2 separate regions of the Homo sapiens genome follow, and region 1 is linked to region 2. Evidence: read pairs that join two places in POLR2A ChIA-PET (ENCODE). Cell type or tissue: GM12878. All regions are shown on one strand. Links, peaks and the distances in the headings refer to the core of each region. The heading gives the core; the rest is flanking DNA.

Region 1 (16,415 bases), core at 2,749-10,748, 130 kb after region 2:
ACCACCTGTGTTCTTGCCATGCGGCAGCATTGAAAGCGAGACATTTGCAAGTGCTGCTGATCACATATGGCTTCTGTGAACTATCTGTACTCCATTAACAGGGGTCATTCATCTGTCAGCTCAGCCTTGTATGCCCTCTGAGGATAAGGCAGCATACACAGCCAAGGATAGGTTAAGACAAGCACTAGCTGATTTCGGCTGATTTCATTTGTGAGCTCTTTTCACGAAATTTTTCAATTTAATCATTATTTGAGTTTAATATAAACAGTAATCTAATCTAATTAAGTAACTGCACTGGATCAAATTTGGCAGTTGGAAAAGTAAAACACGGCCAAGCACAATGGCTCATGCCTGTAATCCCAGCACTTTGAGAGGCCAAGGAGGGAGGATCGCTTGAGCCTAGCAGTTTGAGACCAGGCAGGGCAACACAGGGAGACCTCGTCTTTACTAAAACAAACAAACAAAAAAAGTTAGCTGGGCTTGGTGGCGCATACCTGTGGTCCCAGCTACTCAGGAGGCTGAGGTGGGAGGATCACTTGAGCTCTGGGAGGTCGAGGCTGCAGTGAGCTATGATGGCACCAATGCACTCCAGCCAGGGCAAAGAGTGAGGCACGGTCTCTAAAAAAAAAAAGGAAAGAAAAGGGCTGGGCGCGGTGGCTCACGCCTGTAATCCCAGCACTTTGGGAGGCCAAGGCGGGTGGATCACCTGAGGTCGGGAGTTCAAGACCAGCCTGACCAACGTGGAGAAACTCTGTCTCTACTAAAAATACAAAATTAGCTGGGTGTGGTGGCGCATGCCCGTAATCACAGCTACTCGGGAGGCTGAGGCAGAAGAATCGCTTGAACCCGGGAGGCGGAGGTTGCGGTGAGCCAAGATCGCGCCATTGCACTCCAGCCTGAGCAACAAGAGTGAAACTCCATCTCAAAAAAAAAAAAAAGAAAGAAAGAAAGAAAGAAAAGAAAAGTCAAACACACCATTGTGCTTTCTTTTTAAAAAAGAGATGGAATAAGTCTCAAAAAAGACAACACATTTTTTTCATATATATCATGCCTTGTCAACAAATGTTTGTAATCAAAAGACCAGAAAAGCTAAGACAGAAAAGGAAAATAAAAATTGAGGTAGGAAAGGCAGCTTTTACTAAAACACCAGAGTAAGTTAGTTAAACCACAGGATCCTCAGGTTCAGATAGGATAGAGCCATAGTGCATGTTGGTTAATTCCTACCTGGAGTTCAAGTCCAACAGAACTTATGTCTTACCTAGAGGGACTTGGCTGAAACAGAATTTTTTGCACTAGTTAGGTTGTCTGGGCAGACATCCTCTTTGGCAGCATGGGGACGAAAGGGGGGTCTTACTTTTTAAATTGAAGTATAATTGATATAAAACATATAGTTTTTGTTTTGTTTTGTTTTGTTTGTTTGTTTGTTTGTTTGTTTGGAAACAGGGTTTCGCTCTGTCACCCAGGCTTGAGTGCAGTGGTATGAACACGGCTCATGCAGCCTTGACCTCCCAGACTCAATTGATCCTCCCACCTCAGCCTCCCGAGTAGCTGGGACCACAGGTGCATGCCACCATGCCCAGATAATTTTTGTATTTTTTGTAGAGACGGGGTTTCCCCATGTTGCCCAGGCTGGTCTCAAACTCTTGACCTCAAGTGATCTGCCCACCTCGGCCTCCTAAAGTGCGAGCATTACAGGCGTGAGCCACCGCACCTGGCCTACATAGATCTTAAGTATACAGTTCTATGGGTCTTGACAATTATGTACTTGTGTAACCAATACCAAAATCAAGACATAGAATATTTCATTTTTTGTTTTCTGAGACAGGGTCTTGCTCTGTCACCCAAGCTGGAGTGCAGCAGCACCATCATAGCTCACTGCAACCTCTGCCTCCTGGGCTCAAGTGATCCTCCCACCTCAGCCTCCAGAGTAGCTGGGACTACGTGCATACCACCATGCCTGGCTAATTTTTTGTATTTTTTGTAGAGACGAGTTTCACCATGTTGCTCAGACTGGTCTCAAACTCCTGGGCTCAAGCGTTCCACCTGCCTTGGCCTCCCAAAGTGCTGAGATTATAGGCTTGAACCACTGGGCCAGGCTGACATAGACTATTTCTTCCATCTTAGAGGTCCCTTTTACCTCTTTCCGTTCAATCCCCATGTACCTACCCTCCCCACCCCTGCAAGTCCCTCCAATTACTTTCTGGATTTTATCACTATAGGTTAGTTTTGCTTGTTCTAGAATTTCACTTACATGGACTCTGACAGAATGGCTTTTTTCATTCAACATGATGTTTCTGAGACTCATTCATGTTGTTGCATGTGTCCTATTTATTTCCTTTTTATTACTCAGTAGTATTCCATTGTATCAATATACTGCTCTTTGATTATTAATTCTCCCGCTGATGGATATTTGAGTTGTTTTCAGTTTGGGGCTCTTAGGAAGAAAGTTGCTAATGAACATTTTTGTGCGGGGTTTTTTGTTTGTTTGTTTTGTTTGTTTGTTTGTTTTTGACAAATGGTTTCATGACTCATGAGAAAATACCTAGGCAAGGAATTCATGGGTCCTAGGGTAGATGTATGTATAACTTTATAAGAAACTGACAAAAATTGTTGTACTTTTTTTTTTTTGCGACAGAGTCTTGCTCTGTCGCCCAGGCTGGAGTGCAGTGGCACTATAGAACTCAGCTCACTGCAACCTCCATCTCCTGGGTTCAAGTGATTCTCCTGCCTCAGCCTCCCAAGTAGCTGGGATTACAGGTGCCCACCACCACGCCTGGCTAATTTTTGTATTTTTAGTAGAGACAGGGTTTTGCCATGTTGGCCAGGCTGGTCTCAAACTCCTGACCTCAGGTGATCCATGTTGTACCATTTTAAGTTCCTACCAGCAGTTCAAGAAAATTCCAGTTGCTCCACATTGTTGCCATTACTTGGCATTGTCAGCTTTTCAAAATTTTAGCCACATAGTGGTATCTCAACTGGGTTTTAATTCCATTTCCGCGTTAACTAACGATGATGAGCACTGTTACGTGTACTTCTTGGACATTCCTATGTCTTCTTTCATGAAGTGTCTGTTTTTAATGCCTTCTATCTGCCTTTTTTTTTTTACAGTCTGCATTAATTTCCCTTAAAGAAGCAGTTCTCCAAGTCTGCTGCCTGGAAGAGTTCTGTGATGAAACAGATCAATTCAAGCAATACATTTAGCTAAAATAGTTTTCTATGCTGGTCCAGTTTCACCATTAAAAAGCAAATATGCTTGCTCACATAAATTGGTATAACCTTCCCAAAGTAAAATGCTGACTCTAGCGTTTTACTTCCAACTTTGGGGTATGTATGTACTATAAGCACTTTCACCACAAGCATGACCACTATAGACTATGGTCTATTATAAATAATGTTTCAAAAAAACCAATGTATTTGCTTTTAAATGAACTCTAGCCTGGGGCAACATTGAAAATCATTAGTATTTCCATTCTCAAAAAATGAGGCTGAGGCAACAAGCATAATCAATAATTAATAATCAGTGAGTCTTAAAATACTTTAGAATGATTGGCATAAAATATACTGTAAGAGCTCATTAAAAGATAATGAGAAAACTTCATTTTCACCCACTACAAAGTGTTTCAATAAAGAATTAAAATCCTACAGAGAGGAAGTCGTGGTCTTATGAGGTAGGTTTACAGCAGTTCATCTAACTTTCATGTTGGCTATCACTGGTGACACCAGCTTCATCTTTGTACTTAAGGATTAATCAGTTTGAATGCTTGATTATTCCATCTTTGCTGGTGAAGACTTATTAAATGGCACTTTTATATGCTGTAAGGAACTTAATATTACTGAATGTAATCATAAATATGACATTAGGGTGTGATACAATGGCCATCAGGTAAGTCTCATTCCACTTGACCGAAAAAATAATCTCTTTTCTTCTCCTGTATCTATCGTATTATGCTCACATTACAACATTTCAAAGTTTTCTGATTTTTGCTCACTGTTCTTATATTTGGACTTTTATTTTCTGTGCTTTTGAGTACTGATGCCAATTTGTCCCTATTTCACAATAGCAAATTGCTTGATCTAGAGTATTTTAGGCATATTGTACTGAGTCACCTCGGCTAGAGCATCTCAAATCTTAGTGTGCATAGGAATCACGTGCAGTTCTTGTTAAACTGCAAATTCTAATTCAGTAGGTCGAGGGTGGACCCTGATTCTGCATTTCTAACACTTTCAGGGTACACCCATTCTGCTCACCAGGGATCCCACTTTAGTAGTAAGGGACTATAGAATAATTGCTGTCACCATTTTGACTGATATTCAATGTAATTTACCATTAAAACTTTTTTCAGACAGGGTCTTGCTCTGTCACCCAGGCTGGAGTGCGGTGGTGAGATTTTTGCTCACTGCAATCTCCACCTCCTGGGCTCAAGTGATCCTCCCACCTCAGCCTCCTGAGTAGCTGGGTGCATGCTATCACAGCTAATTTTTGTAATTTTTGTAGGGACTGTTACACCATGTTACTCAAGCTGGTCCTAAATTCCTGTGCTCAAGTGAATCACCAGCCTCGGCCTCCCAAAGTGCTGAAATTACAGGCGTGAGCCACCACACCCAACCAAAACATTTTTATTGATACACAATAATTGCACTTATTTATGGGATGGGTCCATGTGATATTCTGATACATGCATACAATGTGTAATGATCATATCAGGGTATTTAGGTATTTGATACATGCATACAACATGTAATGATCAAATCAGGGTATTTAGGTATTTGATACATACATACAACGTGTAATGATCAAATCAGGGTATCTATCACCTCAAATATTTGTCATTTCTTTGTATTGGGAACACTTCAAATCTCTTCTAGCTATTTTGAAGTATAAAATAAATTACTGTTAACTGTATTAGGCTGTCCTTGCATTGCTATAAAGAAATACCTGAGACTAGGAAAAGAGGTTTAATTGGCTCATGGTTCTGCAGGAAGCATGGTGCTGACATCTGCTTGGCTTCCAGTGAAACCTCAGGGAGCTTTCAATCATGGCAGACGGTGAAGGGGGAACAAGCATGTCACATGGCAAAAGCAGGAGCAAGCAAGAGAGAGTTGGGAGAGAGTTGCCACATGCTTTTTTCTTTCTTTGGAAAAGGAGTCTCCCCCTGTCACCGAGGCTGGAGTGCAGTGGTGCGATTTGGGCTCACTGCAACCTCCGTCTCCCGGGTTCAAACAATTCTCCTGCCTCAGCCTCCCAAGCGGCTGAGACTACAGGCACATGCCACTATACCCGGCTAATTTTTTGTATTTTAGTAGAGATGGGGTTTCACCATGTTACCCAGGCTAGTCTCGAACTCCTGAGCTCAGGCAATCCACCCACCTCAGCCTCCCAAAGTGCTGGGATTACAGGCGTGAGCCACCACACCCGGCCAGCCACATGCTTTTAAACAAAGCATCTCATGTGAACTCAGAGCAAGAGCTCACGTATCATGAAGGGGATGGCCTAAGCCATTCATGAGGGATCTGCCCCCATGATCCAATCACCTCCCACTGGCCCCACTTCCAGCATTGGGGATTACAATTCCACATGAGATTTGTGTGGGAACAAGTATCCACACTATATCATTAACTACAGTCACCCTGCTGTGCTATGGAACACTAGAACATATTCATTCTATCTAACCGCATTACAAGTTTTTAGCTACACAAATATTGCATCATGGCAGGTGATGTACTTTGCCTGCCTAACTGCCATCTCATCCCCACCTCCTCCACAAACCTTCTGTTTATTGATACAACTCCCATTTTATTTAGGGAACAATCTGACATTAGCTATTATGCTCCTCTTATCCACTTTCCCAGACCCCCTGCATCTAATAATGGCCACATTACCCAACACTGGCCAACAAAATGAAGGGAAGAATTCTCCTAGGATGCTTCTGGGAAAGCTTTTATTTTCTTGCTGAAAGAGACTGTAATAAAAAAAAAACCGCCCTCCCCCTACTTTTTTTTTCTTGGAGACAGTATCTTGCTCCGTCACTCAGGCTGGAGTGCAGTAGCATGATCATAGCTCAGTGCAGCCTCAAACTCCCAGGCTCAAGTGATCCTCCTGCCTCAGCCTCCCAAGTAGCTGGGACCACAGGCATGTGCCACCATGTTGGGCTAATTTTTTATTTTTTGTAGAGACAGGGTCCCACTATGCTGCCCAGAATGGTCTCAAATTCCTGGGCTCAAGTGATCCTCCCACCTCAGCCTGATTACAGGCATGGGCCACCACACTCGGCCGGGTTTATATATATTTTTAAAAGAAAAGACCACCCATATGTTCTGAGGATCCTGGAAAACATTGGGATAGGTCCAGAAGTTAAAAGCAAACAAAACAAAAATAAGCACCTATCAAAATATCACACTACTTTATCTTCTTAGTGCAATTTAAATACCATTTTTTTTAAGTTCTCAGATGTTCTATGGAATGGGGAAGCTCCTGACCAAAGTCTTCTGGCTTACGTTTTAAAAACTGTCACCAAAGAAAATGTTAGCTTTGCAAAGCCAACCACAAGCTGAAATGCAAGAAGAAATGAGAACTAAGAAATTTAGGGTGTTAAAAATAGAAATTATAACTAGCAATAGTATCACCCTGCTTCCTGGGCTTTTCGTTTTCATTTCTTTCACAAACATAATTATGAAAAATATTTGAGCTGTTAAAATTTTTTGAGATGATTGATTTTCTGAATTTAAATGTTGTTATAACTCTTAATGGGTGTCCATTCTAAAGAAACTTGACAAAGTTTAAAATTTTCTACCTAGGTAATGATTTCTACATTTAATATGTCAAGCTGAGTTTTGTTTCTGTTAGGGCTGCAAAATTTTTTTTTTTTTTTTTCTGAGACAGAGTCTCACTCTGTTGCCCAGGCTAGAGTGCAGTGGTGCGATCTCGGCTCACTGCAACCTCCGCCTCCCAGGCTCAAGCGATTCTCCTGACTCAGCCTCCCGAGTAGCTGGGATTACAGGCACTTACCACTACGGCCCAGCTAATTGTTGTATTTTTAGTAGAGACAGGGTTTCACCATATTGGCCAAGGCTGGTTTTGAACTCCTGACCTCAGGTGATCCATCCACCTCAGCCTCCCAAACTGCTAGGATTACAGGCGTGAGCCACTGTGCCTGGCCCAAAGCTATATATTTCTGTTTTCAGTGTTAAGTAGTAGTAGGTTTCTTTCTCACAAAGTTTGCTATGAAGTTTTCAGTATTTCCAGCTTGTTGTTTCACAAAGCAAATAAAATGGGGGAAGTCGGAGCAGGATGGTGGAATAGGACTCTCCAATGACTGCCCCACCACCACCTCTGCCAAAGCATCAATTTGAACAACTATCCATGCATGAAAATACTGGCCGGGCGTAGTGGCTCACGCCTGTAATCCCAGCACTTTGGGAGGTCGAGGTGGGCGGATCACCTGAGGTCCGGAGTTCGAGACCAGCCTGACCAACATGGTGAAACCCCGTCTCTACAAAAATTAACCAGGAATGGTGGTGGGCGCCTATAATCCCAGCTACTCAGGAGGCCGAGGCAGGAGAATTGCTTGAACCCGGGAGGCGGAGGTTGCAGTGACCCGAGATCACGCTACTGCACTCTAGCCTGGATGACAGAGCAAGATTCCATCTACGAAAGAAGGAAGGAAGGAAGGAAAATATGAATATAAGAAAGATATAGTCCCTACCTTTGAGGATCTTAGAGTCTACCAAAAGGGAGACGGGCACATTAACAAATGAGCACTAAAGTTATTTAGGTGTAAAATTAAAAATCTGGGCCAGCACCGTGGCTCACACCTGTAATCCTAGAACCTTGGGAGGTCGAGGCGGGAGGATTGCTTGAGCCCAGGAGTTCGAGACCAGCCTGGGCAACATAGAAAGATGTTAAAAATAAAAATTTAGCCAGGCATGGTGGTGCGTGCCTGTGGTCCCAGCTACTCGGGAGGCTGTGGAGGGAGGATCCCTTGAGCCTAGGAGGTCGAGACTGCAGTGAGCTGTGATCACGCCACTGCACTCCAGCCTGGGTGACAGAGCAAGACCCTGTCTCAAAAAACAAAAACAAAAAAACTGCATGTGGCTCTATGACTTCCAAAGAAATGAATGTTCAATTCTATCCAAAGCAGAGGGTAGGCTTCTTTGAGGAGGTAAATCCTGTTGTGTCTCTAAAGATGTTCAAAGATCAATGGTGGGTTAGTCTGTGGGACTCAGGGTGGGGGATTATATGCCAGTTGAACCAGCAGGAGCAATGATACAGGGTGTGGAGCAATGATACAGGGTGTGAAATAGCAAGGTGCATTCCCCATTAAAAAAGCTCTGTGTGCCCATTCTCTATAGTTTTGAGGTGGGGAGAAGGCATTATAGTGAGATAACATATAGCAGGTAGTCATGTATCACAGCTAAGGACTTTGAACTTTATCTTAGAGGGACGCAGAAGCCATGGGCTGGCCATTTTTATTTATTTCCTAGCCTAAATCATCCTGATTCTGAGCAATTACTATGGTCTATGATTACTGCAATAGATTGTTTTCAAAATGGGTACCATCATTCCCCTCCCTATATCCCTGCCTTGGGTAGATCTCTTCAAAATGGGTACCATCATCCCCCTCCCTATATCCCTGCGTTGGGTAGTTCTCTCCACTCTGACTCTTGAGCTTGGCCACGTGACTTGCTTTGGACAGTGGGTAAATAACAAACATGACACTTGGAAAGTGCTTGCACTGCAGTAATAAAGACACTATACACTATGATCCAGCAATAGGACTCCTTTGTATTTGATGAGTTGAAAGCAGGTCCACAGCAAACCTGCACAGAAATAATAAGAGTACATAAGGAAATTGAGAGAAACTAACAAACAAATGAACTAAATGTAAGACATTGACTGGAAACTGTTTCACAGAAGTTCAAAGACTATACATGAAAATTTATTAACTTCATAGTTAATTAGTAAAAACCAATATAAAAACACAAGACGATCCCATTTCACATACACTAGATAGACAAAAATAATTCATTAAAACATTAGATAGTTCCAATGTTGCCAATTATATGGAATAAATAGACACATGTGCAAGAATGGTGGAAGGGTCAACTCATACACTGTATTAGAAATTACTGGTAATCTTGAAGTTTCCCAGAACCTACAGCCCAGCAAATTTTCTCTAATGTGGAAAATTTGTTATGTATAGGCACTTGCAAACTTAAGTATGGTTCGAGCAACATTTTTCATAAGAGAAGAACATAAAATCAAAGAAAGCCAAATACTATAATAAATGGAATGGATGAGCAAATTGGGTTGTCCAAGACTCAGACACCAGCAGGTGTGAAATATCCTAGGGGGAAAAAAACAAAGGGATGCCAATCCATTTACTTCCTTTCATGGAAAGTGCAAATGAGGCAACATTAAATAAAACACTGCTTGGTGATAAATAGTGGATAGTAAGGCCATAAAAAATATCCACAGAATGATAGATAGTGGTCACCTCTGATGACAGAAGGCAAATGAAGTCAGGGTAGAGCACCACAGGGAGACTATGAAATGCACAATGTCTGTTCATTACTGTGAGCCTCCAGTCTAAAGAACTTTATATGATGTTTATCTAAATGTAAAACAGAACATTTTATGCATTTTTCTGAATAAGATATAATTTATTATACATATAGGCCGGGCACAGTGGCTCATGCCTTTAATCCCAACACTTTGGGAGGCCGAGGCAGGCGGATCACCTGAGGTCGGGAGTTTGAGACCAGCCTGACCAACATAGAGAAACCCTGTCTCTACTAAAAATACAAAATTAGCCAGGCATGGTGGCGCATACCTGTAATCCCAGCTACTCGGGAGGCTTGAGGCAGGAGAATTGCTTGAACCTGGAAGGCGGAGGTTGCAGTGAGACGAGATCGCACCATTGCACTCCAGCCTGGGCAACAACAGCAAAACTCTGTCTCAAAAAAAAATATATTACACATATATAAAGAAAGACTTAAGCACTAAAACTATAATTTATTTATTTATTATTTATTTATTTGAGACAAAGTCTCACTGTCGCCCACACTGGAGTGCAGTGGTGCAATCCTAGTTTACTGCAACCTCTGCCTCCCGGGTTCTAGCGATTCCCCTGCTTCAGCCTCCCCAGTAGCTGAGATTACAGGCGTGTGCCACCACGCCTGGCTAATTTTTGTATTTTTAGTAGAGACAGGGTTTTGCCGTGTTGTCCAGGCTGGTCTCAAACTCCTGACCTCAAGTGATCCAGCCGCCTCAGCCTCCCAAAGTGCTGGGATTACAAGAGTGAGCCACTGCACCCGGCTAAAAACTATAATTTAAAAAAAAGAAAGTCCTTGCACTTTGGGGTTTTTCCTGGGACCCATGCAGTCATCACCTTGTGGACAAGGCCAGGATGCCCTTCCAGAGACATGTAATCCAGTCACCTTCATCACTCTAGCCAACAGCCAGCACCCACTCCAGATATGTGAGTAATGCATACTACATCAATCATTTGTATTAATGCATAATCATTAGGGAAACTCAGAATGCTAGAGAGAAGGAGGCATGTCACTCATAATTATACTACCTAAATATAACTACTATAAGCTTTTTTAGTATTTTTATTTCCAATTTATTTTTTTAAGTTTTTTGAGACGGAGTTTCACTCTTGTTGCTCAGGTTGGAGTGCAATGGTGCAATCTCAGCTCACTGCAACCTCTGCCTCCTGGGTTCAAGCCATTCTCCTACCTCAGCCTCCCAAGTAGCCAGGATTACAAGCGCCCGCCACCACACCCGGCTAATTTTTTGTATTTTTAGTAGAGACAGGGTTTCACCATGTTGGCCAGGCTGGTCTCGAACTCCTGACCTCAAGTGATCTGCCTTCCTCAGCCTCCCAAAGTGCTGGGATTACAAGTGTGAGCCACCGCGCCTGGCCTATTTCCAATCTTATCTGCCCAGATTTCTCTATATGTTTATAATCAATATATATGGACAGTTTTGCAGCCCGCTTTTTAATTTGTATTAAACAAGTATATCTTCGGCCAGGCACAGTGGCTCACACCTATAATCCCAGCCTTTTGAGAGGTTGAGGCAGGCAGATCACTTGAGGTCAGGAGTTCAAGACCAGCCTGTCTAACATTGCGAAACGCCGTCTGTACTAAAAATACAAAAACTAGCCAGGTGTTGTGGCAGGTGGCTGTAATCTCAGCTACTCGGGAGGCTGAGGCAGGAGAATCACTTGAATCCAGGAGAAGGAAGTTGCAGTGAGCCAAGATCGTGCCACTGTACTCTAGCCTAGACGACAGATCAAGACTCTGTCTCTACAAAAAAAAAAAAAAAAGTATATTTTCGTATATGTTACACTTTAAATATACCATGTTTAATGGCTGGGTAATAGTCCATCTGATCTGGCAAATGAACTATAATTCCTTCGCTGTTGTTGAAAAATTAGGTATATGATGTAATAAACCTTTAAAAGCTTTAAGAGTAGGCACCCTAGTCAGAGCAGACCTGGGGACCTGTGAGCCCTGCACCCAGTTAACTGCTGAAGGGGTTGGCTCAGGCTACCGGCCCCTTTGGTGAGAACTCTGCCTGGGGCTCCGCTGATGGTTCTGAATCATGAAGGTGAAGAGGACTTCTCTAGCCAGGTGACGTTCTTGTTGAAAGCCATAGTCTACCTCAATCAGCTCTTCCTGCAAACTGTCTTTAAGAGAGGTGCCTGCCCCCGCTGATCCAGGATCCAGGGCGTAGCAGCTTCCATGGATAGGGAGGTGGGCCCTCTTGTGACCTTTGGGTGGAAGGCAATGTTGACTATGCTTCTGCACTGGCAGGCATCGCCTTCCACAATGAAGGGCGCTGGTTGAATGATCCAGCCACAAGACCCTCGAGGTGCTGAGCTGGACCTACTACCTCAGAAGAGTGGCTCCCACAGCACTGGCAACAGCACTTGACATAGGGTTGTCCAACTGGAGCTTCACAATAACCAAATCTTTAGCTGTCCTCTTCATCATCAATCTTCTCTCTGATCTCCAAGCTGGAGGAGCTGCAATGACACTGGTCCTTGTGATCCTCCTCATCGCCGGGGGTCTCTTCATGTTCACCTTCAAGTCCACACAGCCCAATGTGGAGGGCTTTGCCTTGGTGCTGGGGACCTTGCTCATTGGTGGCATTCGCTGAACCCTCACCCGGACATTCCTGCAGAAGGCTGATCTTGGCTTCCAGGATTCCATCGACAGCATGTTCCACCTGCAGCCACTCACGTTTCTGGGGCTTTTCCCTCTCTTTGCTGTATGTGAAAGTCGCCATTTGTCCATGTGTGGGGAAATATTTCATTTCCAGGATACAGGGCTGCTCCTGGGGTACTTGGGAGCCTCTTCCTTGGTGGGCATCTCACCTTTGGTTTGGACTTCTCTGAGTTCATCCTGGTCTCCAGACCCTCCAGCCTCACTCTCTCCATTGCTGGCGTTTGGAAGGAAGTCTGCACTTTGCTGTTGGCAGCTCATCTGCTGGGTGATCAGATCAGCCACCTGAACTGGCTGGGCTTCCTTCTCTGCCTCTCAGGAATATCCTCAAAGCCCTGCACTCCAGAGGTGATGACAGCTCTGAACCCTTGAAAGGGCTGGGCTCCAGTTCCCACCTGGAGCCACTGCCCTGAAGCGGCCAGCAGGAGGAAGATGACAATGGGGAGGAGGAGTACTTTATGGCCCAGAGGCAGCAGTGACCAGCCAAGGGGAGCAGCTTGAAAGCAGGCCACTCCCCACTAACACTTGGCAGTAGCTCAGGGGACCTGGGTGGCTGGCTCTTCATGGCAGCTGGGAGCAGTGGGCCAGGAGTCACCCGGGCATGACCATGTGGTGTGGCCAGGTCAGGGACTTGTGGCTCCTGCCCCTCCCTTTGGAGCATGGTCAAACAGAGAGGGTGAGCACCTGGCCAGAGCTGGGCCCAAGCTGTGCTAGAATCACAGCAGGAGATGGGAGTGGGCTGGTTCTCCTCAACTATTTCTCCGACTCTGACAGCCAAGTCTCATTTCTGAGGCTTAGCAGCTTTCTAAGGGGACTGGGTTTGGACTGCAGAGCAACTGGGAAGGGGATCTGGAGAGGCTGGGGCCCTCATCACCTGGGCAGCATCTTTTCTCAGACAGCAAATTTATTTATACTTTGGAAATACATGGTTCACGGTCCAGAGAAATGGAACAAAAAATCCCTCGTAAGCACAAAGGTTTCTTCAACTTTAGGATTATTCCATATAACATTCTCATGAAGCAGAGCAATTGGATCAAAAGGTGTGAATATCATTGAGGACCAATACACATCACCAACTCACATGAAGGATTTCATACCAGTTTACACACCCATCAACATTGTCTGAGTGGTCATTTCACCAAAGCCTCAAAGGCCCCATGGGTTTCTGTAGTTGTTCATTTTGTTTTGTTTTCTATCTTTTTTAATTTGGGTGAGAAATTAATTCTGGTTTTCATTTTAATTATTTCTTCAATAATTAATAAGGTGTAAGTGTTAGAAAGTCACATTTTCCAGTGCCTATCAGAGCACTAGGCTAGTTGATTTAAGTTGTGTTAAAATAACTTTCTTCATATCCACACAATAGCTGCTTCCAAATTTCCATATAGTGCCTAGAAATAGCTATCTGTTTGAATCTGTATTTGCACAGCAATTTCAAAATATTGAGAAGATGTCAGTTGTCTATAACTAAGAATAAGCCTACCCAGTGAAGATTATTCGGGGGAGACCTAAACTCCCAAGCTACCCATTGGTATTGCCAGGAAATCCACACCACAATATTGCTGCAATTTATACATGAGTACCCTAAGCCTTGGAGGTTTTAAGAAACTTGCCTGGCTGGGCGTGGTGGCTCACGATTGTAATCCCAGCACTTTGGGAGGCAGAGGCGGGAGGATCACTTGAGTCCAAGGGTTCAAGACCAACCTGGGCAACATGATGAAACTCCGTCTCTACAAAAAATACATAAATGAGCCAGATGTGGCGCATGCACCTGTAGTCCCAGCTACTAACTAGGGAGGCTGAGGCAGGACCGTCCCCTGAGCCTAGGAGGTCAAGGCTGCAGTGAGCCATGATCACACCAGTGCACTCCAGCCTGGGCAACAGAATGAGGAAGAAGAAAAAAAGAAAAAAGAAACTTTCTCAAGAGTCCTGTAGATATATAAACCTCAGAGAATGTAAATAGACGATCAGGGCAGAGTGGATGGGGGTCCTCAGTTCATAGAACAAAAATCAAATTAAGTAGCAAGAATGACATAACATCGTTACAAGATCTTTCTGGTACATCTCAAATACAATCACTTCTTATATCTCTACTGCTACTACCCCATCCAAAGCACATCCTCTCTGTCTCTGCTGGATTACCACAGTAGTCTGCAAACTAGTTTCCAAGCCCATCCATAATCCTCTACAGCTTACCTTCTACATGTCTCCTAAAGATGTTAGCAATCTTCTTTTTTTTTTTTTTTTCTGTTTTTGAGACGGAGTCTCTCTCTGGCCTAGGCTGGAGTGCGGTGGTGCAATCTCGGCTCACTGCAACCTCTGCCTCCTGGGCCCAAGCGATTCTTCCGCCTCAGCCTTCTGAGTAGCTAGGAGTACAGGCTCATGCCACCACGCCTGGCTCATTTTTTTTTTTTTTTTTTTGTATTTTTGGTAGAGACGGGGTTTCACCATGTTGGCCAGCCAGGCTGGTCTCGAATTCCTGACTTCAGGTGATCCACCCACCTTGGCCTCCCAAAGTGCTGAGATTACAGGCATAAACCACCGTGCCTGGCTGCAATCTTCTTTTTCCTTTTATTCATTTGGCAGTGAAGGGAACTTGCATAGGTGACTCTGGTCACTCTGGTGACTCTGGTCAACTTCCTCTGACATCTTGTAGGTCCTCCCCACCCCCAGTGGAAAAAAAGAACCATAAGTACATGAGCCCAAGCTGACGCATTCCCCACCTGTAGGACTTGGGCTTTGCCCATGCCAGGGTAGAAAGAGCAGCCAGACCATCATCTCGGCCACCCGAAACAGTCTCCTGCATTCTCCCTGCTCAATTTCCAGCCTGCCAGATGGAGGGGTGTCTTGAGTACCTGCTATGGGACAGACACCATGTCAGATAATAGGTACAAGACAGTGAACAAGACACAAATGATTCTAGAATTTTGGCACTTACTTTCTAGCAAGGAATACTGACAAAAGTAAATAAACAAAGAAAATTCACGCAGTGTGATAAGCACTAGGAAGAAAGTGCAGTATGAAACTAGCCTAGAAAGTAATAGGGAGGGCAGTCAACTGACTTATATCAGGTGGTTGACAAAGGTCTCCCTGGGAAAATGACATTTAAGCTGAGACTCAAAGGAAGAGAAGGAGGAGTGGGGTTGGGGTTGTGGAGAGGCTGAAAGAGAACAGTAAGTTCAAAGACCCTAAGGTGGAATAAAAATGGGCAAGCTCAGTGATCTGAAAGATCAGAATGTTCTTGGTGCACAGTGAGCAAAGGGAAGTTTGATATGAAACGTCCCTGAGATGTAAGCAGGAGTCCAATCACGTAAGGCCTTAGAGACTATGATAAGGAGTTTGGACTTCATTCAAGGTACAATGGAAAGGCATAAGAAGAGTTAATGAAGGGAAGAAAATTAATCAACTATCCCTTGATGTTTTATGAGAAATGGATTGGAATGTTCATGAGTGGTGTTGGGAAGACCAGGTGGGAGCCTGTGGCTCTGATCAGGTGAAAGTTAATGGTGGCTGGGACTGGGCTGGTGGCCATGAAGATGGAAAGAATTGGAGGGCTCTCAAGATACATTTTAGAGGTAGAATCAAAAGAAATTGCTGAAAAGGAAAACCCACATTCACCAAATACTAATAGATTCTTTTGTGTCTTTAGCAATTAAAAAATCACTAAATACCCCTAGATCAAAATGGCAAAAAAAAAAAAAAAAAAAAAAAAAGAAAGAAATGTAAAGACTATTCTAGAAAGAAATGTTGGCTGGGCGCAGTGGCTCATGCCTGTAATCCCAGCACTTTGGGAAGCTGAGGCGGGCAGATCACAAGGTCAGGAGTTCGAGACCAGTGTGGCCAGCATAGTGAAACCCAGTCTCTACTAAAAATACAAAAAAATTAGCGGGCATGGTGGCGGGCGCCTGTAATCCCAGCTACTTGGCAGGCTGAAGCAAGGAGAATCGCTTGAACCTGGGAGGTGGAGGTTGCAGGGAGCTGAGATCACGTCACTGCACTCCAGCCCGGGCGACAGTGCAAGATTCTGTCTCAAAAAAAAAAAAAAAAAAAAGAAGAAAAAGAAAGAAAAGTTATACTGCCATTTGTGATTTAAATTTTAAGAAATCATTCTGAAGGACTTCGATGAAACAGGCACTTATAATTGGATGGCTGATGACTCACAACATGCATAATCATTAAAAAAT
Region 2 (16,415 bases), core at 3,750-11,749:
TGCTTTCGGAAGGCCAGGACAATGAGATGAAATACTAACTGTAGAATGGATACTTCCAGAAGTGCTGAGTGAGAATGCACCCAGCAAACAGGCTATTCCTCAAAGTCATCTGGGTCCTTTAGTCAGAAGGAAGGTTACATAAAGAGGTTGAGAGCTGTAGGGTTGTTAATCATTTGTAATAAATGTATCATTTTCATACTAGATGAGTTTCTACTAAACGTAAATCAAACCACTCTTAAATGTTCAAGAAGTCATTATCCATTAGTTAATACCTTAAATTTCACAGAGTGTTTTGATATGTACAAAGCATTTCACACACTCCTACTTGTTTGAGCACCTCAAGACTTTGGAGATGTAAGCGGGTATTAATTATTATCCTTTTTCCGAGCTAAGGGAACTTACCCATATCCCTTAGTGAACCCCTGCAGGCAGCAAATAATGACCATCTTTTTTTAATCTCTTATTCAAAGGCAGGATTTTGTATACCGGGATTTTTTTTAACTGGGTTGCATCTATCTGAATTTTTTTCAAAAACCTCTTATTATTATAAAAATAAACAGGCCCAGAGCAGTGGTTCACACGTGTAATCCCAGAACTTTGGGAGGCTGAGGTGGGTGGATCACCTGAGGTCAGGAGTTCAAGACCAACCTAGCCAACATGGTGAAACCCCGTCTCTACTAAAAAAATACAAAAAATTAGCCAGGTGTGGTGGCAGGCGCCTGTAATCCCAGCTACTCGGGAGGCTGAGGCAGGAGAATCACTTGAACCTGGGAGGTGGACGTTGCAGCGAGCCGAGATCGCGCCATTGCACTCCAGCCTGGGCAACAAGAGCGAAACTCCGTCTCAGTAAAAATAAGTAAAGCAAAAAAAATCAAAATCCAGTCCGAGCACTAAACAACCAAACAGACCACACAACCTTCCAAAATACTCCCACCAAATTCCAGAGCCATGCCCTAGCAGCACTTCCTGAATGAGCCCAGATGTCTGACCAGGTTCCATTGGTAGAACATAGGGTGGAGAATGTCAGCTTGAATTGGATTAGATTACCGGCCATGATATAATGTGGAGAACTCACAGGAGCACTGCCCTCCAGGTCAGCCCTGACAGAAAGAGCTGGAGCAAAGGAACCTAAAAGCCAGGCATGGGCAGGAAAGACAAGAACAGACACCTATGAGCCAACGATTTGGTGGCAAAGATGATTCGTGAAGAAGGTGGGATGTGGGTCGGAAGCTCTGTCCCTCCACTTCCCAGTGAACGAAGACACAGAAATATCCATGCTGGGCGGCCCTTATCACAGCTGCAGCTGCTTCCACATAGCTGCTGCGGTCAAAAAGGAGCCCAGAGTCAGTTTCCTTGACCATCACCATTCTGTTTGCTATAAGTGATCTGTAACATTTTGCGAAAATACAGTTCCATTGAAAAAAAAGAAAAAGAGAAGAAATCTCCAAGCTGGATGTTGGGTCTGCTGCATTCCTGAGTCTGACATGGAAGCTGCTGCTCCCCTAGAACACGCCCTTTCCCTCCTGCTCATGAAGCTGCTGCTTAGCTGTCCCTGTCAGCCCATGTGTGCTCTTTCCTCAATGCCATAACCATCTGCTTTCTAGCTCCTCTTGACATCACCTCACTCCAGCGTGGCATTAGTGGCCTCTTAGCAGGCAGGTCTCAGGTCTACTCTAACAACAGAAATCAGGAATGAACAGAAGGGGGTGATTAACTCCTCTGCTTAAAAGCCTGCAGAGATGACCTGCTGCCTAACAGAAAAGTCCACCTCCTCCACCTGGCCTTCAGAAGCCTCGCACCCCAGCCTCCTCTCAGCAGGCTTTCCGACTGCACATGCTCACTCCTCAGGGGTAAGATGTTTGTCTTCTTCCCAGAACACTCTTCCCCTGCTCAAATCCTCCAATGTACCTGCCGTACCCACGGCCATGACAGACGGCACTGCTCGTTCCCATGCTCTGCTGCAAAGGTGGGCCTGGCAGCCTTGTGTGGGCACCATGACCCACCTCACACCTGGCGTCACCTGAGTGGGAGTAAGGGTTCATGGGCACACAGTATACTGGCCTTTGAGATGCTCTGACAAGGGCTTAGGTCAGATGCTCATTCTTGGGAATGTGGATGAGAAATATCAAGGCCAATGAGAAGAGAAAGTAGACCCTAAACAGATGCTCAGTGGGGCTGTAGTATAGAGAAAGGGTAGGTGGGACTTAAAGTTATGAGGGCGCCAGAACCAAGCATCAGCACAAGCTGGGAGGTAGGTACAGAAAGGACACAAAGCCGGGGGGGGGGGCAAGAAAGGCTGCAGAAGCCTAAAGATAAGTGGACAGTGGAGCAAACTTAACACAACCAGGGCAAGGCCTGTTAACAGTAGAACAAGCATGAACAGCCAAGAACTCCCACCCCTACAGACCAGTGGGCCATTCCTTGGCTCTCATTTCTTAGATTCCCATGAGAACCCAACCCCTCTTCCAAGAAAACTTAAGTGGGCAAGGAGAGTTCCTACTCCTAAACCTAGAAAGGCCTTAGGACAAAGGGAGAGGGCACATGAGTTCTGTGTAACCCATAGAGTGGCCCTTCTACTGGTTTGCACTAAGTGTGCTAACCTACCCCCCCATCTCTTTCCCCTTGCTTCTCGCTGTATGCTTGAAATTGATTTACTAAGCCAAGTGATTTGAGCGTCTTAAAAAATATGAATCTTGGCTGGGCATGTTGGCTCATACCCATAATCTCAGCACTTTGGGAGGCCAAGGCAGGCAGACCACTTGACTCTAGGAGTTTGAGACCAGCCTGGGCAACATGGCAAATCCCCATCTCTACAAAAAATATTTAAAAACTGCCAAGCATGGTGGCATGCACTTGTAGTTCCAGCTACTCAGGAGGCTGAGGTGCGAGAGTCACCTGAGCGCAGGAGGTCAAGGCTGCAGTGAGCCATGATCGTACCACTGAACCCCAGCCTGGGTGATAGAGCAAGACCCTGTCTCAAAAAAATATATATGAATCTTTATGATAGTCATGGTAAGTACCACAGTTTGAACATTTAAAGTGTTCCTAAACATCTTCACCCAGGTTTCAATGTGAAGGACAGGAGCCATATCAGATACTTTATCCCACCTATAGTCCCTGGCAGGTACATCACAGATACTAAAAGGTAGTGTGAGCTCTACTTATTGGCAAGCTTGAGGAAGTTCAGAGGTATGTCTTGTATTGCAAGAGATGTGGAAACACTGCCCTATGATGTTCTTTGTGAAAGGAAGCCTATGAGTCTGTTTGGTAGCTCAGCACCACTCTGTCAGCAGCTAGAGGCCATGTCACCGCAGGACCCAGATGCGTGGACCCATGTCTTCTGAACCAGTCCAACAATCAACCACAACAATCTTCTCAAAGATCTGAAAAGTCAGTCACCTGAGAATGGCTCATTTTGAAGCCTGAAGGCACTGAGAAATGAGGGCAAATAAGCTGTGGAGCCTTAGCTTTCCAAGTAGAAGCCAGGACCAGGAAAAGCTCCACTTTTGCATGCACCCTAAAGAGGCCTCCCCCCATCAACTCCAGCTCCAGTGGTTTTGTTGGCTGAGCAGAGATGTTTGCTACTTGGTGCCAATTTTGAGCTCTGCCAGTGTTTTGTTTTTTAAATAAAAGGAGAGAGGGAGAAATCTTTCACATCTGTCTGCTTAAGCCACATACATATGGTTCATTATACAGTTTCTCTAGACACAGGAGAATTAGATTTGCTTATATTTAAAACATTCAACCCCTTGGTTTTGTTTCAAGTGAAATGCAAATATTTGGCATGGCAAGTTATTATCTCTGGGGAAAGCAGGCTGTTTATAATGAAAGACTTCAAAAGACTCATTAAAAAGTAATACTATTAATAAAATCCCAAAAGGTAACATTTACCCCTACTATCAAACTATCTTAAAAATCAAACAAAGCTAAATAATATGAATTGCAAGGAAGCATTGTTGGAGAGAACTTAAGAAGGGTGTGTGTATTGTTTCAATCATAGAACATTTCTGTTTAAAATATAAACCTACCCCGAAGGCATCCTATAAATGCTGTTTTAGAGTCCAGCCATTTCACCTATGAGGGGTAATGATCTTTTAACAGTGTCCTGTTAGTGCCTTAGTAAACAAACTATTTGGAGTAGCAAAAGCTCATACTAAGCCCACAGTGAATATCTGAGGATGCCTCCTCCGCCAAAAATATTTTGGAAATAAGACTACCACAAGGCAATTGCTGATCAAAACGATCTCATTAGCAAAGATGTGAGAAGACTTGACTACTGTAAAGAAAAGGATAGCTAATGGGCTGGTGAGACTACACTATAGCCCAAGTGAATATCAATTTGTCTAAAGAAAGATCAAGGAAATTGGTCAGTCATGGGGCTGAGAAAAAAAAGTCACAGAAGCAAGTGGTGGCAGTGCTGATAGGTGGGATTACAGCAGACTCCTCCAATAATTCATGCTCTACTATGCCTGGTGTAGAGGTGTCACTAAGTGGCTGCCCAACCAGAAATGACATTTTCCAGCCTCCCTTGAAGTTACATGCAGCCATGTGACTGAGTTGTAGCCATTGCAATGTGAGCACCAGTGGCCTACCCTACTTCCAAGCAGGACTAGTACCCTGTAGCACTCCTCTACTCTCTTTCCTATGTGCCCACTGAACAGACGATGGCACAGTGACAGGACAGAAGGAGCTCTGGTGCATGAATCACCATGCTGAGGACAGCGGCCTGCCAAACTATTATATTAGTGAGAAATATACCTACTGTGCAAAGTCATTAAAATGTGGGGCCTATTTGTTATAGCAGCTGTTCCCTCAATGAATGTATCCTTCAAGCAAGACCCAAAGGAAAGGAAGATCTGCCCTTCACAACCACAAAGCCCATCCTGGAGATGGAAGCCTGAAGCTATTGTGGTTTTGCAATCTGACCAATGACATTAGACCATTATGAGCCCAAACAACTTTCTCATTCTAATTTGATTATCTATGCAGACAATCTATAGGACCAGGATGCTGATTCATTTTTATAGTAGTCTTTCTGTGTTTGAGTAATATAGGTTCATCTTCCATGGATTTGAAGGAGATTCCCAGTTAAAAAGAAAAGACAGCTCAAGTAAAATTGTGGGGAAAGTGTTCAATGAGAAATGAAGAAAAGGACCTAGAAAAGGAGACAGAGCTTAGCAATTTTGTTTTAACATGAAACGATTCCAAATTATGCTTGATCAATCTTGTTTATGCTCTGCCTCTCACCCTACCCCATGCTATCCCATAAAACCCAGGAGGACAGAAAATTTTGTCTATCCTGATCACTGCTATATCCCAAATGCCTGGAAAAGTCACTAACACATACAAAACACTCAATAAGTTATTTGCTGAATGAGTAAACAAACAAACATTCGAAAAAATTCTCAATCCCAGTCTAGAGACAGAGAAAGGTTAACCTGAGTTCTCTTAAGCTGACTGAAGCTGAACTTTATATGCATTTATCACATAATGTCATCCAACACTATAAAGGCTGAGCCCTCTCCCTTACCTCTGAAGTCAGAGAACTTTTTAAAAAACTCCTTCTTTCTAGTCTTTATTTCAAAATAATTATAGATTCACAGGAAGTTGCAATAAATAATTTGGTTTTTCTGTAGAGAAGTTAGTTAAAATTAAGTCCCAACAGAGAAATTTAACCTTATCTGTTTCTTCAGGGAAATAAACCCACAAAGATGCCTTTAACCACATATTACCTAACTTACTTAGGGATCTAATTTCAATAGTTCAGAAGGCTGACTGCCAAACTGTAGGAATCTCTCTGAGCCTAATGTGCAACACACAGTTGCTGCTTATTACAATAAGCTATACTTTTTGAAACGATCACTTAGACACAGAAGAATGTCAGGTAACAAGCATTCATTGCTTTGCTAAGTGCCAGGCACTGTAAGTACCTAATGCACACAATCAATTTTCATCTTCACAACCCTGCGAGGTAAATCCGGTAATTCCCATTTTGCAGAACAGGAAACTGAGGATTAGGTAAGGGAAGTAATTTACCAAGACCACACACCTATGGCACATGGTAGAGCCAGAATACAAACTGGGTCCAAAGTACGTACACTTGATCATCAAGCTCTATAGTTATCTCTATCTGTTCATCCATCCTGTAAAAATAGAGCATTTATTACAAAAAGAACCTCACTGCAATGCCTAAATCATTGCTGCAATTTTGCAGATTGAGGATCTGTGCTTGAGCTATGACTATGCTGTATTACACCTTCCTCCCCATCATCTAGTTTAGTTTTAGATTTTGGCTGGCGAACTATTAAATCATACTGACAGAGCACCATTTTATTTCTCACATAATTTTTGCAGGTAAGCATCTGGCACGTCATCACAAAAGAATCCTAGAGCTAGCCATACAATCCAGGTATGTAATCATTTTACTGTGATTGCAGTATGTGGCGCTAACAGTATTTTGATTAACATAAGAAATGCTCATTAGTAACCACTGCCTCCAATTCTCCCCTCAGGGGCCAAGATTTGCTGTTCCAGAAGGGCACTTTTCCTTCACTATTATCAGGATTTTGTGCTCTGCTTAGAGGAGAAAGCCAAGAAAAATGAGAAATCAGCAGTAAGAGGAGACTCTGACAAGGCTGCAGACTTCCATTAACGAAGCGATGACGTTCCCACCCCTGTCCTTGCTGGTCAGGCCAAGGCTGCCTGTCTCTTCACTACGTTCTCCCCTTCACACTCAAGGCAGTCTGAGTTCAGATGGGAAACAGATGCATCCACAACTTGGACAGAATTCAAGAATGCTTTGGAGAATGAGGCTACTGACTGGAGGTGCAAAAAGAGTACAGGTTCCAGAGGCAGACAGACTTGGGTTCCAATTTGGCATGGTCACTTACTAACCAGTAAATTAACTTCTGAGCCATCAGCTCCCACCTGCAAGGCAGTCACATAGCCCACAGGGCCCTGCCTCCCTCTCCGACCTCATCTCCCTCCCACTCCAGGCTCTAGCCACAGCTGCCTTCTTTCAGTTCTTCAAATGTATCTGCTCTCCCTGTGAAATATGGTAGAGACTGGGTCACGAGTCCATTCCACCCGTCAGCATAAGTCCCAGCACTGCACAAGCTGGCTAGCTAAAAACTCCACTGTCAAAACACCTTTGCTGCTAGAATTCCAAATAGGACTTAGGTTCCACTCAACAAATACACCCACGGAAGACGGATGCAGACCCAAGTTACAGGCAGGGAACAAAGCTTTCATTTGGCTGCCAAGGTAGTTTGTAGTGTGGATCTGGTTGGAGCTGACACTAGGGCAGCAGTTTCCCAATGCTGTAGCTTTCTGATTGTGACAGAAGCAAAGCTCTCTCAGCAGCCCAGCTCTGCTGTGCGGTTTTGGAGAGGCTCTTACCTCTACAGGAAACACTCCACTCCTCTCCTCACCTCCCAGGACCATCCTTCCTTAGCCTGGTTAACTTCTATTCATCCTTCACAGCTCAGCTCAACACATACTTTGTTAAAGGAGCCTTCTCTCACTTTCTAGCTATAGGCTGGATTCCTTTGCTACATGGTACCATGTTTTAAGGCCTTTAGGGCAATTGTCAGTTTTTAATTCCACATGCATAGGTGGGATCATTTGATTCAAATCTATCTCCTCCTTTTGACTGCAAGCACCTAGAGAGCAAGAGGCTATAGGTGTACTCCTCAGTGTACCCCTGGCATGGTGGCTGACTCATGGAAGCCACTTAAGTATTTCCAAATGGACAAATGGAAGATGTAATAATACCTACCTTGTGAGATTGTTGGGAGGACTGAAAAGGGCCAGCACAGCACTGGGACCAAAGAAGCACCTCAGTCAGTAGTGACTATTGTTGGGATAGGCAACTGGGGGGGCATGACACTCCCTGCTCGCCTGAGATCAAGGGAAAGACTGATGGGCCCAGGGGCTAAAATGGTGCCAGTTGTAAAGAAGTCTTCCATATCCATAGCCTGGCATATAACTGAGACCAAAAGGTCCTGGGGAATAAGCTACTATCCTTTCCAGATTTACAAAGTACTGCCTGGAACCAGCAGTTCAAACCAGTGTTTTCAGCTACCTCTGGGAGGCTAAATTAACTAAACATCTCTTTTATTGTCAAGAAGTGTGGTACACAGTGAGCACCTGAGGAATACACTAAGAAACAGGTAGAGGCCGGGCATGGTGGCTCACGCCTGTAATCCTAGTACTTTGGGAGGCCAAGGCGGGTGAATCACTTGAGGTCAGGAGTTCAAGACCACCCTGGCCAACATGGTGAAACCCCGTCTCTACTAAAAGAAATATATACAAAAAATAGCCAGGCGCAGTGGCGCACGCCTGTAGTCCCAGCTACTCAGGAAGCTGAGGCAGGAGAATTGCTGGAGCCTGGGAGGCAGAGGTTGTAGTCAGCCAAGATCGCGCCACTGCACTCCAGCCTGGGCAACAGAGCGAGACTCCATCTCAATCAATCAATCAATCAATCAATGAAAAGAAAAGGAAAAAAGAAAAAAGAAACAAGTAGAAAAGATTGGCACTGAGAAAATAAACTTCAGTATCAGTTGAGATTAAATGTTTCCTTCCCCAAAAGTTAAGAGCTAGAAATCCTTCCTCAAAAGTTAAGGGCTAGAAAATCAGAAAGAGAACTACAAGCAGGTGAAGAAAATAAGTAAGCAGGAGACTGGAGGCTATGAAAAAATAGGACCTCCTTGTGGCAATAGTGTCCGTTCAGGTATATGTGGGTTCTATAGTAGACTCAGTGAAGTAGGACACCTGGAGGACATGTTAACCTTTGACCCCTTAGGAGATGGTATAAACGTCCAGCTGGGGTCTCAAATGAAACGAGGAATGAATTTGGTGAAAGAAGATCTCAAGAATAAGGCACATACATACCTAGAAAAGGCATCAAACTCACTCTTCCTAACACACACACACACACACACTTATACTCTCTCCCTCTATCTATCTTTATCTCTACCTCTATCTCCTCCTCCCACCCATTTCAGTGAAAGGAACATAATTTAGCTGTCTAAGCAATGCTGAGAGATCAACGCACACACACAGTGTTGACATTTACCATCTCTAACAACAGAGGATTTTTTTTTAGCCCTAATCTCTACCCATAAACTAAGTAATTCAACTTTACTGTCATGACCTTATAAACAAGAAATCTGCACTGCAGGCAGGCCTGGGGTTCTCCAGAACTGGGAAGCAGCTGGGGTCCATAACCTCCTTCGAGAGCCTCAGGTGCCAGCATCTCCTCTCACCACTCAGGGAGAAATCTTCCACACACACTCCAGTATATCTCTGGTCCAAAGGAAAAGACAGACCAGCTTCTGGTTTCATGCCATTAAGAATGACAAACCAATACTCAAAAGAAAAAGGGGCACTTGATATGAATCAACAGTTCACAGAAAAGGAAATACAAGTGACTCATAAACTTAAGATATTTCACTTCACTAATAAAGAGATATGCTAATTAAACTACAGTGAGCTATCATTTTTCACCTATCAGATTGGCAAAGACCCATAAATTTGTTAGCACATTGTTTTCACAAAGGTACGAGAAAACAGACATTTTCATATATTGTTGGCAAGTACATAGGCTGCTATACCTCCAATTTGAAAGTCGTTATCAAAAATTACAAATATATAGGCATTTTCACCCAATAATTCAATTTCTAGGAATTGGTCTCCCATATATCTGCAAACAACGCAGTGATTGCAAGTACAAGATGTCAATCAAAAGGGGCTGGCTAAATGATTTACACAAGACGCAGACAAGGAAATACTATGCATCTGTAAAAAACAAAAAGATGAGGAAGTACTTTATGTGCTGCTATAGAACGTTAATAAAGCTTATTGTTAGTGCTAAATGCATGTTAGATGTATAGTATGCCACCATATGTGTAAAAAAGCATAACTGTGTTTTGCATATATTACATGTAATTATATATAATACCTATTTTCACTTGTATATAAAAAAGATATTCATATACAATATTATATAAATGTTTTGTATAGTACTATACAAAATAAATGGGTCATATCAGTTGCCCCTGGGATGAGTGGCTGTGCGGGGAAATGGTAGGGACAGTTTTCACTGTGCCCTTTTGTATCTGTTGAATGTTTGACATATTTTTAAAATCTGTATTTGCTCTGAAGAACAAGTGTGTTTGAGAGCTCACACACGTTCGTATGAACACTTACTTACCAAGTAATGCCTTGGTAAATAATTCTTGAACCCCAAAAGAATCCGGGCGGGCCTGACCTGCTCTGTGGGTCAATTCCCTGGGCTGAGTATTAGGTTAGACAACCAGAGTAGCCAAGACAGTACCCAGTATGCCCCGCTTGTTTACCTGCTTCACTCTTCTTCCAAACTCAGATGACCAACTCTCTCATGACTCAACTCTAACCCACCTCACTCAATCCCATCCCAAACCATCAGTCATTCTCACTCCTCCGCTCTCCTTATCCTGCTTGCATCCTGGTCCAGTCTACCCATAAAATATCTTTCATGCCACAAGAAGATCTCTCGGTGCAATATCAGCCTCCCCCAAAGGCTATTTCCTGCTGTTTTCATCAAAGCTCTTAGAATGAACAATTTATTTGTGGTGACTATCAATTATCTTTTGACTCAGGCCAACACCACTCTGACAGAGCCTCAGGAATATTCATTTCTTTAATCATCTTTCATATACTTGCCTTTTCTCTTGGGTTCCAAGAGGACCCAAGGAGTGGAGATCACCTGCTTCTGGCCGTAAGTACCTGCAGTTATATCTAGGGGAGGAGGTACGGCAAGAAACTGAGATGAGGAGGAAAGGAGATAACTAAGTTAAATAAACATTTTTCAAGTTATGCACTTCGAGATGAATATGGTGCTGGCTAACAATGCCTAACATCCCCTCCCCTACCTGATCATTAGAAAACTTACACCAAAAATATAGCTAAGCCCCCTGAGGAATGGTAGAGTAATAGAGGTATCTAAATTCTGTTTGTCATTTTTTCATCTCTGAAGAAGAGTAGTGAGTGTTGAGAATATGTTCTAGAAAACTGTTACTTTCATCCCTCCAAAAAGCAAAGAAAACATCACAACAGTATCCTGAGGGTTTGAAAAGTGAATGTGTTTTGGTTTTAAATAAAAGATAATTTTTTCTAGTGCAATCTAGCTGGAAGAATATATTCATTTGCCAAACATGTCTCCCTAAATTCAGGTAAAAATATATTGCACCACTTTGGGAGTCCGAGGCGGGCAGATCACCTGAGGTCAGGAGTTCAAGACCAGCCTGACCAACATGGAGAAACCCCGTCTCTAATAAAAATACAAAATTAGCTGGGCATGGTGGAGAATGCCTGTAATCCCAGCTACTCGGGAGGCTGAGGCAGGAGAATCGCTTGGACCCAGGAGGTGGAGGTTGCAGTGAGCCAAGATGGTGCCATTGTACTCCAGCCTGGGCAACAAGAGCAAAACTCCGTCTAAAAAAATAAATAAATATATAAATACATATAGTGCATACACACACATATTAATATATATGAATACCTATATTTGCATGTACATGCGTAAAATGTTCCTAGAATGATACAAAAGAAACAGGCAACCCTGGTTGCCTCTGAGATGGGAAACCAATAATGATCAGACGCCCATCCCTCTGGCTGAGTTGCACACATAAATGAGCTGACAAGCAATAGATCTTTTTCTTTTTAAGAATGAAAAAAAAAGGAAACATCGCATATACAAGAAAATATCAGAAAACACTTACGTTTCACGTTCTTAATGGGGAAAAAAGCATAGATGAATTGAGACAAAGGAGAAAACAAAGAAGGCAAAAGTGAGGGTGAAGAGTAAGGCTCCCACGCAGAGAACACTGACCATCCGGGAAATGGCCAGAGAGTGGAGGGAAAGCGGCAGTGAGCTGCTGTGGCCGAGGAGGTAGGCGAGGGCCAGACAGCAACATGGATGACATGTTAAGAGCCATGGGCAGAGAGGGACAGGCTTCAATCAAGTCAGCAGGATGATTAGATTTGTGTTTTTAAGATTGTTTTTGTGTGCAATGAGAATAATGAATTGGAAGAAGGCAAGGGTGGAAGCAAGAAGAAACAAGAGAGAGGCTAATACAATACAATCAGTGAAAAGGATAATGGCCTGAACGAAGAAGTACAGAGGCATGGACAGACACAAGCTATTTGAAAAGTGGTATGGTCAGGACTTGGGGACTGAACAGGCATAAGGAGAGAAAGAGAAGTCAAAGACAATGACCAGCATTCTGGCCTGTGCTGATGGGTGGGTGGAGCTAGGAGTGGAAGAGTGAAAGCTGATTTTATGAGAAAGACATGTCAGCTGAAAGTGACAGTGGAACATTAGAGTGAAGATGTCTGGCAGATGGTGCTATGTGGTCATGAGCATCCACACATCTAAAGAGTAAGTAGAGTGAGAAGTAGGCCCAGCAGTCTCCAGCATAACAAGGGGAGGGCAGAGGAAGGAGGATTGAAACAAATGAGGCAGGGGCAGCCATAGAAGCATGAGGAAAACCAGGAGAGCAGGCATAATGGACACCAAATGATGAGAGCATTTCGAGAAGATGGTCAGTGTCCACAGCTGCCAAGGAGACAATAAAGACAACGGCTTAACATAAAGTTTCTCATGACCCTGGCAAAAACAGAGGCAGCTGAGAACAGTAGGAATAAAGCGTGCAATTCTAAATCTTTTGCCAGCAAAATTACAAATGACTACATCATCTAGATGTTGAGGGTAATTTGTGAAAAACAAACCACAAAACAACATCTAAACATATGATAACAGATGAAGCAGAAAATAAGTCTTATAATTTCTTTACAAAGCACTATCAATCATCTACCAACATAGGATATGCTTAGTGTCTGAAATTTCAAAGGGAAAAAAATCCAACACCCGAACAAAAGTGAAATTCCTAAAATAGTAAGCAAAAAGACAAATCATTCCAATGTTTAGGCACTGGATTGGCATAAGCACCTCTAAAATGCCAACACCATGGGTTGCAACAGCACTGGCTGGGAGTCCCTAAAGGCTTCCCCCAGGACCCAGAGGACATGCCCCCTTGTAATCAGGCAGGAAGAACTTGAATACAAGGCCAGAGAACTAGTTAGAAGAGAAAGAAGGTTGCCATCGGCACATCAACGTGACAACATGAGGGGGATTAGTCACCCCAGCCTAGGCCTAGCACCATGCCCAGTAAACATTAATCCCTTATCACCAAGAACCTTCACTTCAAATCCCCTCATCTACATGACTAATCCAGGTTGGCATTTTGCTTTCTGGAACACGGAGTCCAGCCAAACCAAGTTAACAGGCATAAGAAGGAAACCTAAGAACAGAGGAAAGAAAAACACACCAGCCATGAAAACCACAGACACATTAAGAGAATCGGACTGTTGCTGATTGTTACAATGGGCTGTTAAATCCATTCGAAGTCATTTGTATTACAGAAAAGAGAAGGAACTTGCCCAAGGTCACACAGAGTTTTGCTGGACTTGGGCGAGCACCTGTCTGGTTTTTTCTGCACTATACCATGAGACCTTCTGATAGCCAATTGCTGCCAAATACCTATGTCCAGCCTAAGCTCTCTCCCAAGCTCCAGACCCATGTAATCTACCAGTTCTTCAACAGCTTCTCTGGACTATCTCAAAACCTCAGTTCCTGACATCAAACACTGAACCTGTGATCTTTCCCCAGTGCCAGTATTTCATCTAGGGCTTCCTAGCTCAACAGGTGACACCACCATCTATCTGGTTCCTGAGCCAGAGACTGAGGAACCTTGACCAGTGTTTGAACTCCAGCCCTGCCACTTCCTAGCTGTGAACTTGGGCAAATTAAATAAGGTCTCTAAACCTCAGGTTCTGACATCTGAAAATGGGATAACAACACTAATTATTTCATAAGATAGCTGTGGGCACTGAAAGAGATAATGTTCATAAAATGGCAAACCCATAGGAAATGTCTTTGTATATGCGGTTCCCTCCATCTTGTCACCTTGCTCCCGCACTCCCACCCTGTCACCTGGATAACACCCATGTACCCTTATTCCAACTCGAATGTTGCTCCCCCACCAGAAGCCTTCTTTGATCAGCCCCTGCCCCTCAAGGCTAGGTCATACCCCATGCCCATTTTCATCCTTAAAGTACAGTGTAATTCCTACTGATATCCCATATCATAATTATACATTTACTTTGTGGTGGTTTGGTTAATGACCATCTCTCCAGTAGCTCCATGAGGGCAGAAACTGTTAGTGTTATACCTCATTTTTGTATTCTCAACACAGTGCCTGGCACTTAATAGGTGTTCACTAAATATTAGTTGAGTGAAGGGCTCATGAAGCATGTTTGTCAGCAGAAAAGGGAACATGGAGATTAGAAGAGAAGCCACAGGGTGCCAATCCAAATGAGCATCCATGCCCATGCCAGCCAGGGGCTAGGTAGAAAGGGTCTAGTGAGCCCAGTCACACTGCTGTAAAGCTCAGTATGCACTGGTAGTTTGACTATCATCCTAACCATTCAGGATCTGGCCTCTGTATTCCCAGGACACACTCTGTAGGAACCTACACAGCCACATTTTGGAGAGCTTAGGGATAAATCCCAGTCCTACTGATACCTTTTCTAACGTAAACCTCACTCCACAGTGGGTGTGATTCTCGTGTTTAAAGGCACATATTTTTGTACCACAGGATCTCTAAACACAGCCAACTACTACATCTGGAGCTCAGCTGAAGAAACAAATGTGTTTTCCAACTTGGGGATAAAACTGAGCTGTACTGGCCCTGGGAGCAAATGGCATATTGGTTCTCCAGTGTGGTATCAATAAGGGATTTTTCAAGAGTATTTTTTACTACACCCAACGTTTCTTTATGTAGCAACTCTAGAACCTAGCCTTCTTGTAATATGGGACTCTAATGTAGGACAAAGTAATGAAAGGAGCAGGTTTTGACATTGGACAGGCCTGGATTCAAATTCTGGCTCTGTCACTGACTAGTTATGAATGAAACCTTAAACCAGCTATTTGACCTCTCTCAACCACAGTCAACTCACTTATACTATTAGAAGCAGCAGTAACTAGATCTTATGGTTGTAGGAAGCATTAAATATAAAAAATAGCCTATGGCTAAATTATTATCTTTAAGAAATTATTTGTACACAGAGTCCCACCTTAGAAAATCAAGTTCTGCACCACATCTAACACAGTGCCCCATCCCCAGAAGGTATTCCATGAACCCCAGGACCTTCTTTAGACTTTGTTTATCCTATTCCAACCTAGCAGCCCACATCTTTATGGGAGTGTCTGACACCACCCTTCTATTCTGAGTAGAAGTGCCTGTGCAAAAATGTTCCTTATTCCCGAGTTAGATGACTGAAATGTTATACAAACTGCCCCACTTCCTCTTTAGTGTCAAATAGTAAACCTGCACACCCGCGCGTGCACACACACACACACACACACACACACACCCTTCTTTGAGAATATAACTTCCCCAGCACAGGACCCAGAGACACTACACAAGGCAACAGCTGCAGACAGAGAACAAAATAAGAGCTCTTTATCCAAAGGAAAACACTGCAGAAAGGGAAGCTGAAATTGTCTAAGCTGTGGTATAGCCAGAAGCTTTTGCCATAATATTTCTTTTGTATTTATTACATAAGGAAACAGCAGCTGCTGCCATTGTACAATAACTGTTCTCTTGGTCTAGGCACTGAGAGAGAATACAGAACTACTTCTGCCTTCCAAAAGTTTACCATGTAATTAGAGGCACAAAACAAATGGAAAACAGTTAACTATGCATTAAATGAGTAATAATAAAGAATAAGGCAGAGACAAGATGGGCTGCTTTAGAAAAAGTGAAGCTCTCCTGAAAGTGGTGGCTAATGATTAGATAGGTGAAGGCAGAGGGACATTTTAGATATACTAAAGATCAAGAAGCAGCCTAGTTTATTCTAGAGACACTGAGAAGGCGTAGAGACATACACAGTAGAAAAGATTTAGTAATTTATACAAGCAACCAAACAAGACATGCAATATTTGCATGAAGGATCAGTTTTATATCTTCCTTGCAATGAAAAAGGGTCCATCAAAAAGCCATGTCCCCGAAGCCCAAAGCTTGACTCTACTGTCCCATTGGCATAACCCTGCATCATCACTTACCCGGATAAGGGAAGCCTGATGCCGAAGGGGCTTGGTTCCTGGGCCCCCTGATGAGGATCCCTCGGGCTGGACAAGGGGCTGCCTAGCTTCATAAGGTGCTGAAACAGCAGAAAGGAAAGTCAGTATGGTATGCAAAGATTCCATTCAAAAATTATGACTTCACATTCAAACTGATACAGCATCTGCTTTTCAGGAAAGAACTGGCAACAGAATACTCATAGGGCCATCTAGGACTGACAACCCCTGA

The links. Peaks named below come from ENCODE experiments on the same cell type or tissue, not always from the same donor. Only the 100,000 strongest peaks of a DNase experiment are listed, where the experiment ranks them.
Region 1: POLR2A ChIA-PET joins it to region 2 with 6 read pairs; 2 of 35 experiments call an interaction of 5 or more read pairs at or near these places.

The regions. Positions count from the first base shown.
Region 1 is chrX:16,893,949-16,910,363 of GRCh38, reverse strand. It overlaps the pseudogene SLC35C2P1. Among named protein-coding and RNA genes, the nearest start is that of RBBP7, 32 kb to the right of the region's middle. In GM12878, for the core only: no CTCF peak of the experiment used is centred there; a DNase peak (open chromatin) is centred at 6,505; H3K27ac peaks cover 1,825 bases.
Region 2 is chrX:17,029,377-17,045,791 of GRCh38, reverse strand. REPS2 (RALBP1 associated Eps domain containing 2) reads right to left here. Exons shown (of 18, transcript NM_004726.3): 5 at 16,169-16,266. It overlaps LOC124905266 (small nucleolar RNA SNORA16B/SNORA16A family), which reads left to right and starts at 1,281; the gene lies at 1,281-1,412. In GM12878, for the core only: no CTCF peak of the experiment used is centred there; no DNase peak of the experiment used is centred there.